Regions from separate parts of the Homo sapiens genome. Here region 2 is linked to region 1. Evidence: read pairs that join two places in POLR2A ChIA-PET (ENCODE). Cell type or tissue: CD4-positive, alpha-beta T cell. All regions are shown on one strand. Each heading gives the region's core, and the rest is flanking DNA. Links, peaks and the distances in the headings are about the cores only. Region 1 overlaps AAK1 (AP2 associated kinase 1). Region 2 has its middle 6.6 kb from the start of AAK1.

The links. ChIA-PET counts read pairs that join two places held together with the same protein. Peaks named below come from ENCODE experiments on the same cell type or tissue, not always from the same donor. Only the 100,000 strongest peaks of a DNase experiment are listed, where the experiment ranks them.
Region 2: POLR2A ChIA-PET joins it to region 1 with 6 read pairs; 15 of 35 experiments call an interaction of 5 or more read pairs at or near these places.

The regions. Positions count from the first base shown.
Region 1 is chr2:69,563,434-69,567,823 of GRCh38, reverse strand. All of the region lies in intron 2 of AAK1 (AP2 associated kinase 1), which reads left to right. Among named protein-coding and RNA genes, the nearest start is that of SNORA36C, 45 kb to the right of the region's middle. In CD4-positive, alpha-beta T cell, for the core only: CTCF peaks have their summits at 2,103 and 2,302 (motif pointing right); DNase peaks (open chromatin) are centred at 943 and 2,313; H3K27ac peaks cover 361 bases.
Region 2 is chr2:69,648,170-69,652,559 of GRCh38, reverse strand. It overlaps a transcript of ANXA4 not described here. Among named protein-coding and RNA genes, the nearest start is that of AAK1, 6.6 kb to the right of the region's middle. In CD4-positive, alpha-beta T cell, for the core only: no CTCF peak of the experiment used is centred there; DNase peaks (open chromatin) are centred at 1,989 and 3,799; H3K4me3 peaks cover 770 bases; H3K27ac peaks cover 1,106 bases.

The DNA of each region.
Region 1 (4,390 bases), core at 216-4,215:
ATTGTGACAGCAGAGAGATTTCTGTGAAGCTCCCCTTAAAGTTCCACCTTGAGCACTTGCCCTGGGGTGAAGGGTTCAGTCCTGTCTCACACTGCTCAGTTGTGCCAGGCTGAGCAGTGCAGGGTTTTTCTACCTTTTCACCAAGAGGATGTTCTCTTAATATATGTCCCTTCTAGTCCATACTAGACTCTAACCTTCTGAAGGTCTGGTAAGGGTTTTTGTTGTTGCTGTCATTGTAGTTTTGTTGTTTTTTTAAAATTTTTTATTGGTATCCTTTATGGTACTCAGCAAACACATTGTATAACAAACACTTGAGAACCTGCTATGGAGCAGCCACTGTGCTGGGTGACAGAGATGCCACAGTGAATCAGTCATCGTCCCTGCCCTTGTGCAGTTTAGAGTGTACAGGGGAAGAAGGCATGCAACCAGGAATTACCCTATAAGTATTTAATTATATTCATGGTATGTCCTGGAGGGAAAGTAGAGGGTGCTGTGTATACCAAAGAACTTAATCATATGGGAGTGAGGGCCAGGGACCATCAGGAAAGGCTTAGCAAGGAAGTAACGTTTAGCCTGAAATCTGAAGGATGATTACTAGGAGTGGCTCAGGCCAAGAATGGGGTGAAAGGGCCAAAGGGAGAAGCATGTGCAAAGATCCTTAGGCAGATTGGAGCATAAGCAATGCTGAAGAAGAAAGAAGGCTCTTGTGGCTGGAACAGAGTGAGCACTGGAAGGTGGAGGTGTATGAGCTAGGTTGGAGAGAGACCACATCACTCTGGGAATTGCGGGCCTTGGTCAGTATTTGGAGTTTTATTCTAAGAGGGGTGAGAAGCCATTGCGAAGTTTCAAATGATATTAAGTTTCTGATGTCTTTCAGCATATCTCTCTACATTTGCCAGATAGCTAACTCTGTGGCAGCAGTACGGCAAAGGTGGGGGCGGGTAGCTTGTGGAAAGGCCCTTTCTTGGTTAGCCTTAGCTGATAGCCCAGGCCCAATGTGCTGTGGTTCTAGGTGCAGTAATCAAAAAGTCTCTGGTATATGTGAACCAACTTGATTTCTTAAACTCTTCCCTTTTGTTCCAGGCAAGTATTTTTCCTGGAAAATTAATTTTTGAGAGGAGGAGGGAGACTCTTGCCAAACCCCTAAAAAGAACCTCCTGAGCTGGAGATCCTCCCCAATCAATCATAACAGTCCTGGAGAGAAAGAACCAATAGCCAGGCCAGTGTGCCATGTTCAGCCTGGGCTGTGGCCTCGATTGGGTTCTGTTGATGTTTCTGTACCACCTCCACAACCACCACCGTTTGCCAGTCTCTGATTTTGTGCCCACAGCTTGAGTGGGGAGAGAGGGAGTTGAAAACCTCAAGTCATCCCCCATCTGGGTGTTCTATCTGCTTGGGGAAAGGACTGCTTTGACATGTTCTCCAGAAGGAGCTGGCACATGATGATTTTTAATTGAGGCAAGTGAGGAGAGATTGACATTAAAAAAACAAACCCCAAGCCCCCACTGAAATCAGTGTTGACACATGCTTTGCATTGACCTTTTCTCCTGGAAAAAGCTTTGCTGTGCTCCTTGCCATCTGTTCTAGAGTTTTGAAAACTTTTGTTCCTTCCGAAGCTTTTGGCAAAGTTGTCTTCAATGTAAGTTGTGGATGGGTGTTGATCAGCCTCTTGGGGGTCATTCCTTGTGGGAGCTCACAGATGCTGTGGATAGAGCACCCAAGTTCTCACCATGGAGAGGACACTCTCCCACTTGAATAGTGCACCCAGGTTCTCACTGTGGAGAGGACACTCTGCCACCTGAATAGTCCACCCAAGCTCTCACCATGGAGAGGACACACTCCCACCTGAACAGTGTACCCGAACTCTCACTGTGGAGAGGACACTCTGCCACCTGAATAGTCCACCCAAGCTCTCACCGTGGAGAGGACACTCTGCCACCTGCATAGTGTACGCAAGCTCTCACTGTGGAGAGGACACTCTGCCACCTGAATAGTGCACCCAGGTTCTAACTGTGGAGAGGACACTCTCCCACCTGAATAGTGCACCCAGGTTCTTACCGTGGAGAGGATACTCTGCCACCTGAATGGTACACCCAAGCTCTCACCATGGAGAGGACACTCTCCCACCTGATCAGCTAGACAGGCAGAGCTGTGGGCAGTCCCTCTTGCCTTTCACTGTGCCATTTCTCTTCTCCCTTCCCTGGGAGTGGAGGTGTTCCTGCATGATCTGCTGCTGCAGGGAGGGGACGGCAGCTTGAGAGGGGACACCAGTTGGCACCCTTGCAGTCTAGCCCTGGTCCGGCCACTAGGTGGCAGTACTAAGGAGGATGCTTAGGCTTTTCACTGTGTTTTAGTTTCCCAGTTGGTCAAGTGGAGGTTGTAGTACATGACCTGCTGACTTCACAGGCCCTTGTAAAGATGGAAGCAGGGCTGTCTGGTTCAGTCCTAGCTTAGAAATGTGTTTTCATTAAACTGCACAAGGTTTAAGAGATTTTTAAAAGTTTGTTGCCTGATTTTTAAATCAGGAGCTCTCACCTAAAGATCCAGCTGTTTTTAGCAGTCAAAAGACTTGACAACTCTTAGCCCACGTTCCTTCGTGACAGCAATTGGCTGGCATTGAGGAATGGCTGCCCCATGAGCAGGGGCATGAACTTTCTCAGGGCCACCGGCCCCACTCCTCCCTGTGATCTTCCTGACAGTGAGTCTGTGTCATCACACACCCTCCATACGTTTTGTTAAAGCTGGACTGTGTCACTCCTTTATGTGATCTCCCTGGCTCTTCAGGCATTTGGGTTTGTGCTCTTGATCTCGAGAAGATATTCCAGATTTAGAATTTTATGATAAGTAATGTATCATACAAATACAAAGTGGTTTTTGCAGGGAGGTGGGGGTGGAAGGGAAAGGCAGGAACACCTTCTGTGTGCTAGGTGCTTTGCTTATCATTTGATCATCCCCAAAGCTTTGAGGTAGGAGTGGGGGTGGGGAGGATATTGTGAGTTGGTGCACAGTCCTGATTGAAGGACTATGACCTAGGGGCTGGTTGATACAATCACGTGGTCAGATAGCCTGCATGTCAGAAGAAGGGCTTTAGCATGAAGTGAAAGCCCTTGGCAGGTAAGAGGACAGCCTCAGGGAAATTGTAGCTTACCTGAGCCAGGATTCGAACTTAACCTGTTGGGCTCTAAAGGAATACTACATGTCTCAAGGTGAAGCGGGGCATAGCTCCTTCCCTAAAAGCTGCCTGTACACATCTACACCTTCGGTAGGCATGTAAGTGAGGGCTATTTGCATGACTTGTAGTGGTGTAGTCTTTTTGTCTTTATAAAATACTTATACCTAGAGCTGTAGAATATTTGGGGGGTAAATTTTTCTCTCCTTTGTAGCAGAATTGCTCCTTTTTTTTTTTCTAGCCTTTCTCCAAAATTACACAGCTAAAAGTAGAGCTACTTTGAAGGTGAGGAGGAAGCAGTATACAGAGCCCTACCCTTGTAAGGGAGGGAGGTCAGTTTTTCCTCGTGCAGCCACTGAAGTACCTTCTGTAATCCTAGGGCTTGGAGGAACCCAGTTTAAATAGTAGCACTCATTTAGTCTTAATTTCTTTTCTTTTCTTTTTTCTTTTTTCTTTTTTTTTTGAGATGGAGTCTCACTCTGTCACTCAGGCTGGAGTGCAGTGGCGTGATCTCGGCTCACTGAAACCTCCGACCCCCTGATTCAAGCAATTCTCCTGCCTCAGCCTTCCGAGTAGCTGGGATTACAGGCATGCGCCACCACACCCAGCTAATTTTTGTATTTTTAGTAGAGACAGGGTTTCACCATGTTAGCTAGGACGGTCTCAATCTCCTGACCTCGTGATCCACCTGCCTCGGCCTCCCAAAGTGCTGGGATTACAGGCGTGAGCCACCGCGCCTGGCCTAATTTAGTCTTAATTTCTGCCCATGAGGAAATGAAGGCCAGAGAGATCCAGCAACTTGTTCAGTGTTCATTTACGTCTCCTGGATGAAACCCACTTTAACTGAATTATCTGTCTGATTCCTTAGAAAAGCTTCAGAACACTATTATTTTATGCTTGTTTTCTGCTTTAAGTAAGCAGCATCTGTTGAGTTTCACCTTATTTTAAAAGAGAAACAAAGAGTTTGTAGGGCAGAAAATTGGAAAACGAAGAGCAGAAAATGGGCCTGGATGCGGTTTTTCTTCATTTGGTATCCTCCAGCTCTTTTGGCTTGTGTCATCTTTCCATCTCAGACAAGTGGACTTCATTCCCAAAAGTGTATATAGGACTTATGTTAGGAGTGCAGTTTCCTTTTACCTGCAAGAAATAAACAGTTGGTGATTTCAGTGCCTAGAATCTAGGCCTGATTTTAAAATATCCAGCAAACCTCTTTGGCAGCAA
Region 2 (4,390 bases), core at 133-4,132, 85 kb before region 1:
TGTGCCCATTCCAGTCAGCACAACCGGTTTTCAAAATGAAAAGTCTTAAGTTCTAATTTAAGAAGTCATCTGACTAGAGATCCCTAAGCTTCTCCCAACAACCTATTAAAAGTCTTTAAAAGAAAAAGATTGACTCATAGCAACACTGCTCATCTAAGGATGAGTAAACAGAAAAAAATTACAACCACCTCATAGGTTTATGAGAAGATTCTACAGCATATAAAAAGAAAACACAGCACTCAAGATGAGGAAGAGGCTGGGCGTGGTAGCTCACGCCTGTAATCCCAGCACTTTGAGAGTCTGAGGCGAGTGGATCATTTGAGGTGAGGAGTTCGAGGCCAGGCTTGCCAACATGGCAAAACCCTGTCTCTACTAAAAATACAGAAAATTAGCTGGGCATAGGCCTGTAGTCCCGGCTTCTTGGGAGGCTGAGGCAGGAGAATCTGTTGAACCTGGGAGGCAGAGGTTGCAGGGAGCTGAGATTGTGCCACTGCCCTCTAGCCTGGGTGATAGAGTGAGACTCCATCTAAAAAACAAAAAACAAAACTACTTTATGTTTGCAATAAAAATTCAATAAAAAGGCCGAGAATATGGGGGTTTACGCCTGTAATCCCAGCACTTTTGGAGGCTGAGGCAGGATTGCTTGAACCCAGGAAGTTGAGGCTGGAATGAGCTGAGATCACGCCACTGCACTCCAGCCTGGTCAACAGAGTGAGACTCTGTCTCCCCGCCCCCCCCCCCCAAAAAAAAAAAAAAAAAGCCGGGCGCGGTGGCTCACGCCTGTAATCCCACCACTTTGGGAGGCCGAGATGGGGGGATCACGACGTCAGGAGATTGAGACCATCTTGACTAACATGGTGAAACGCTGTCTCTACTAAAAATACAAAAAATTAGCTGGGCGTGGTGGTGGGAGCCTGTAGTCCCAGCTACTCCGGAGGCCGAGGCAGGAGAATGGCGTGAACCCGGGAGGCGGAGCTTGCAGTGAGCCGAGATTGCGCCACTGCACTCCAGCCTGGGCGACAGAGCGAGACTCTGTCTCAAAAACAACAACAACAACAACAAGACAAATGGATACTAAAAAACAGGTAATATATGAAGTATACAGATTGAGGTAAAAAGGAAGAGCTGGCAGTAAGGCAAGTAAGAATCAAAAGAAACTAGACAAGGTAATGAAAATCTCTAAGAAAACAAAAATACGTCTTGCTCTGTCCCCTAGGGTGGAGTGCAGTGGTGTGATCATAGTTTACTGCAACCTCAAGTTCCTGGGCTGAAGCAATCCTCTCGCCTCATTCTCCCAAGTGGGTAGGACTCTAGGCACATGGAACCATGCCTGGCTAACATCCTCACCTGTTCTTTTCCTCATCTGTTTGTTTTGCACCATATTGTTTAGTACATGGTAGTTCACTACATACTGATTGAATAAAGGAACACTCTCAAATCAATTCTTAAAAATAAATGCTCCAATGGAAAAATGGAAGAGGATACAATTTAGAAATGAAGAAATATACACAACCAATAATTACTACATTATAAACTCTGTGAAGGAAAACACATGTCCATCTTCTTTATCATATTTCCAGTGCCTAGCATTGTTTTGGTATATAACAGATTCTTAATAAACAACTGATGAATAAATAAATGAACAAGAAAAATTGTTCAGCCTCACTAATTTAAACAATGACAACAAAAAACACCATTCCTACCTAACAAAATGAAATCGATTTCTTTTTAAACTGCACAAACTCAGTGCTGGCAAGGGTATGGAAATACTTAGGATTTAATGCCTTCTTTTAAGATCAAAAGCTCTAGCTGGGCACAGTGGCTATGCCTGTAATCCCAAGCCTTTGGGAGGCCGAGGGAGGAGGATTGCTTGAGGCCAGGAGTTCAAGATCAGACTAGGCAACATAGAAACACCCTGTCTCTACAAAAAATTAAGAAATAATTAGCTGGCTGTGGTGCTGTGCACCAGTTATACAGGAAGCTGAGGTGGGTGGATCCCTTGAAAGCCTCAGGTTATGATCATGCCACTGCACTCCAGCCTGGGTGACAGAGCAAGACCCTGTCTCAAAGAAAAAAAAAAGGATACAAAAACCACCAAAAGCTCCTTGAAGGCAAGGAGTGTAACTATTTTGTTTATTGTAATAAACTTTCTAAAGTCTAGCACATGGTGCTTAATAAATATTTGTTTACTGGATCAGTGAATGGAGAACAAATCAATATCAATCTCCTGGAGGGTACTTTGGCTCTCTAGCTGTAAAAACATTCATACCTTTTGACCTAATTATTCCATTTATAACAACGTAGCCTTAGAAAGAAAATCATGGGGCCAAGCACGGTGGCTCATGCCTGTAATCCCAGCACTTTGGGAGGCTGAGGTGAGTGGATCACCTGAGGTCAGGAGTTCAAGACCAGCCTGGCCAACATGGTGAAACCCTGTGTCTACAAAAAATACAAAAATTAGCCGGGCATGATGGCGGGTGCTTGTAATCCCAGCTATTCAAGAGGCTGAGGTGGGAGAATCTCTTGAACCCGGGAGGTGGTGGCTGCAGTCAGCCGAGATTGTGCCATTACACTCCGGCATGGAAGACAGAGTGAGACTCCGTCTCAAAAAAAAAAAAAAAAAAAAAAAAAAAAATCAGGCCAGGCACAGTGGCTCACACCTTTAATCCCAGCAGTTTGGGAGGCTGATGCGGGTGGATTGCTTGAGTTCAGGAGTCCAAGACCAGCCTCGGCAACATGGTGAAACCCTGTCTCTACAAAAATAAAAAAATAAAAAAATAAAAAGCCAGACGTGGTGGTGTGAGCCTGTAGTTCCAGCTACTCAGAAGGCTAAGGTGAGAGGATTGCTTGAGCCCAGGAGGTCGAGGCTGCAGTGAGCTGAGGTTGTGCCACTGCACTCCAGCCTGGGCGGTAGGGCGAGACACTGTCTTAAAAAAAAAAAAAAAAAAAAAAAAAAGAAAGAAAATCAAAGAAGCACACAAGAGAATACAAGAGAATATTCATTCTAATCATATAAAAAGTAACATTTAAAAATAAAACATTTGACAGTAAAGCACTGATTACTAAGCAACTACTAAAAGAATATTTTTAGAGAATATACAATGAAATAGGAAACTATGGAATGAAAAAAATAAAATATAAATATATAATGTGATCTAATATAGTAAAAAAGGTACTTATATATGGAAACATGCTAAAAGGAAATTGATCAAAATGTCAATAGCAATTATCGCTGAGTGGTAGAATTATAGCTGATTTTTATTTTCTTCTATCTACTTTCTTCAATGAGCACATAATTACTTTCTTAAACAAAATCCAAAACCAAAATCAACTGGAAAATAAGAAGACAAGGCTCAGTTTAAAAGAGAAAATTAGGCTGGGCGCGGTGGCTCACACCTGTAATCCCAGCACTTTGGGAGGCTGAGGTGGGCAGATCACCTGAGGTTGAGAGCTCGAGACCAGCCTGACCAACATGGAGAAACCCCATCTCTACTAAAAATGCAAAATTAGCTAGGCGTGGTGGCACATGCCTGTAATCCCTGCTACTCAGGAAGGCTGAGGCAGGAGAATCGCTTGAACCTGGGAGGCGGAGGTTGCGGTGAGCCAAGATTGTGCCATTGCACTCCAGCCTGGGTAACAGAGCAAAACTCCATCTCAAAAAAAAAAAAAAAGAAAAGAAAGAAAGAAAATTAAAAATTAAAAAAATCAAGAAACGTCTTTTTTTTTTTTTTTTTTTTTTGAGACTGAGTCTTACTCTGTCTCCCCAGATGGAGTGCAGTGGTGCACTCTCGGCTCACTGCAAGCTCCGCCTCCTGGGTTAAAGTGATTCTCATGCCTCAGCCTCCCGAGCTGGTATTACAGGTGCATGCCACCATGCCCGGCTAATTTTTGTATTTTTAATAGAGACGGGGTTTCACCATGTTGGCCAGGCTGGTCTTGAAGTCCTGACCTCAAGTGATCCACCTGCCTCGGCCTCCCAAAGTGTTGGGATTACGGGCATGAGCCAGCATGCCTGGGCAAGAACTGTCATTTTTTTAAAAAGGACATGGTTCTTACAAGTTCGCTTCTGCTAAACAGTGGTTCTCAAACTTGAATGTGTATTAGAATTACCTGAAAGGTTTGTGAACAGAAACTGCTGCCTCTGCCCCTCCCTCTTACTCAGTAGGTCTGGATGGGGCCCCAAAATTTGCATTTCTAACAAGTTCCACTTCGCTAAAAGACGGCAACATAGAAAGCCCATATGGTGTAATGAAAATGATGTGGGTTTTGAGGTCAGTCTTGGCTCTGCCCTTTTTAAGATGTTTTGTAGAAATAGTTGACAGACTCTAATCCTGCTCAGCCTCTGTTTCCACACCAATAAAAGTAATGCACACTTCATAGATGTATTGTG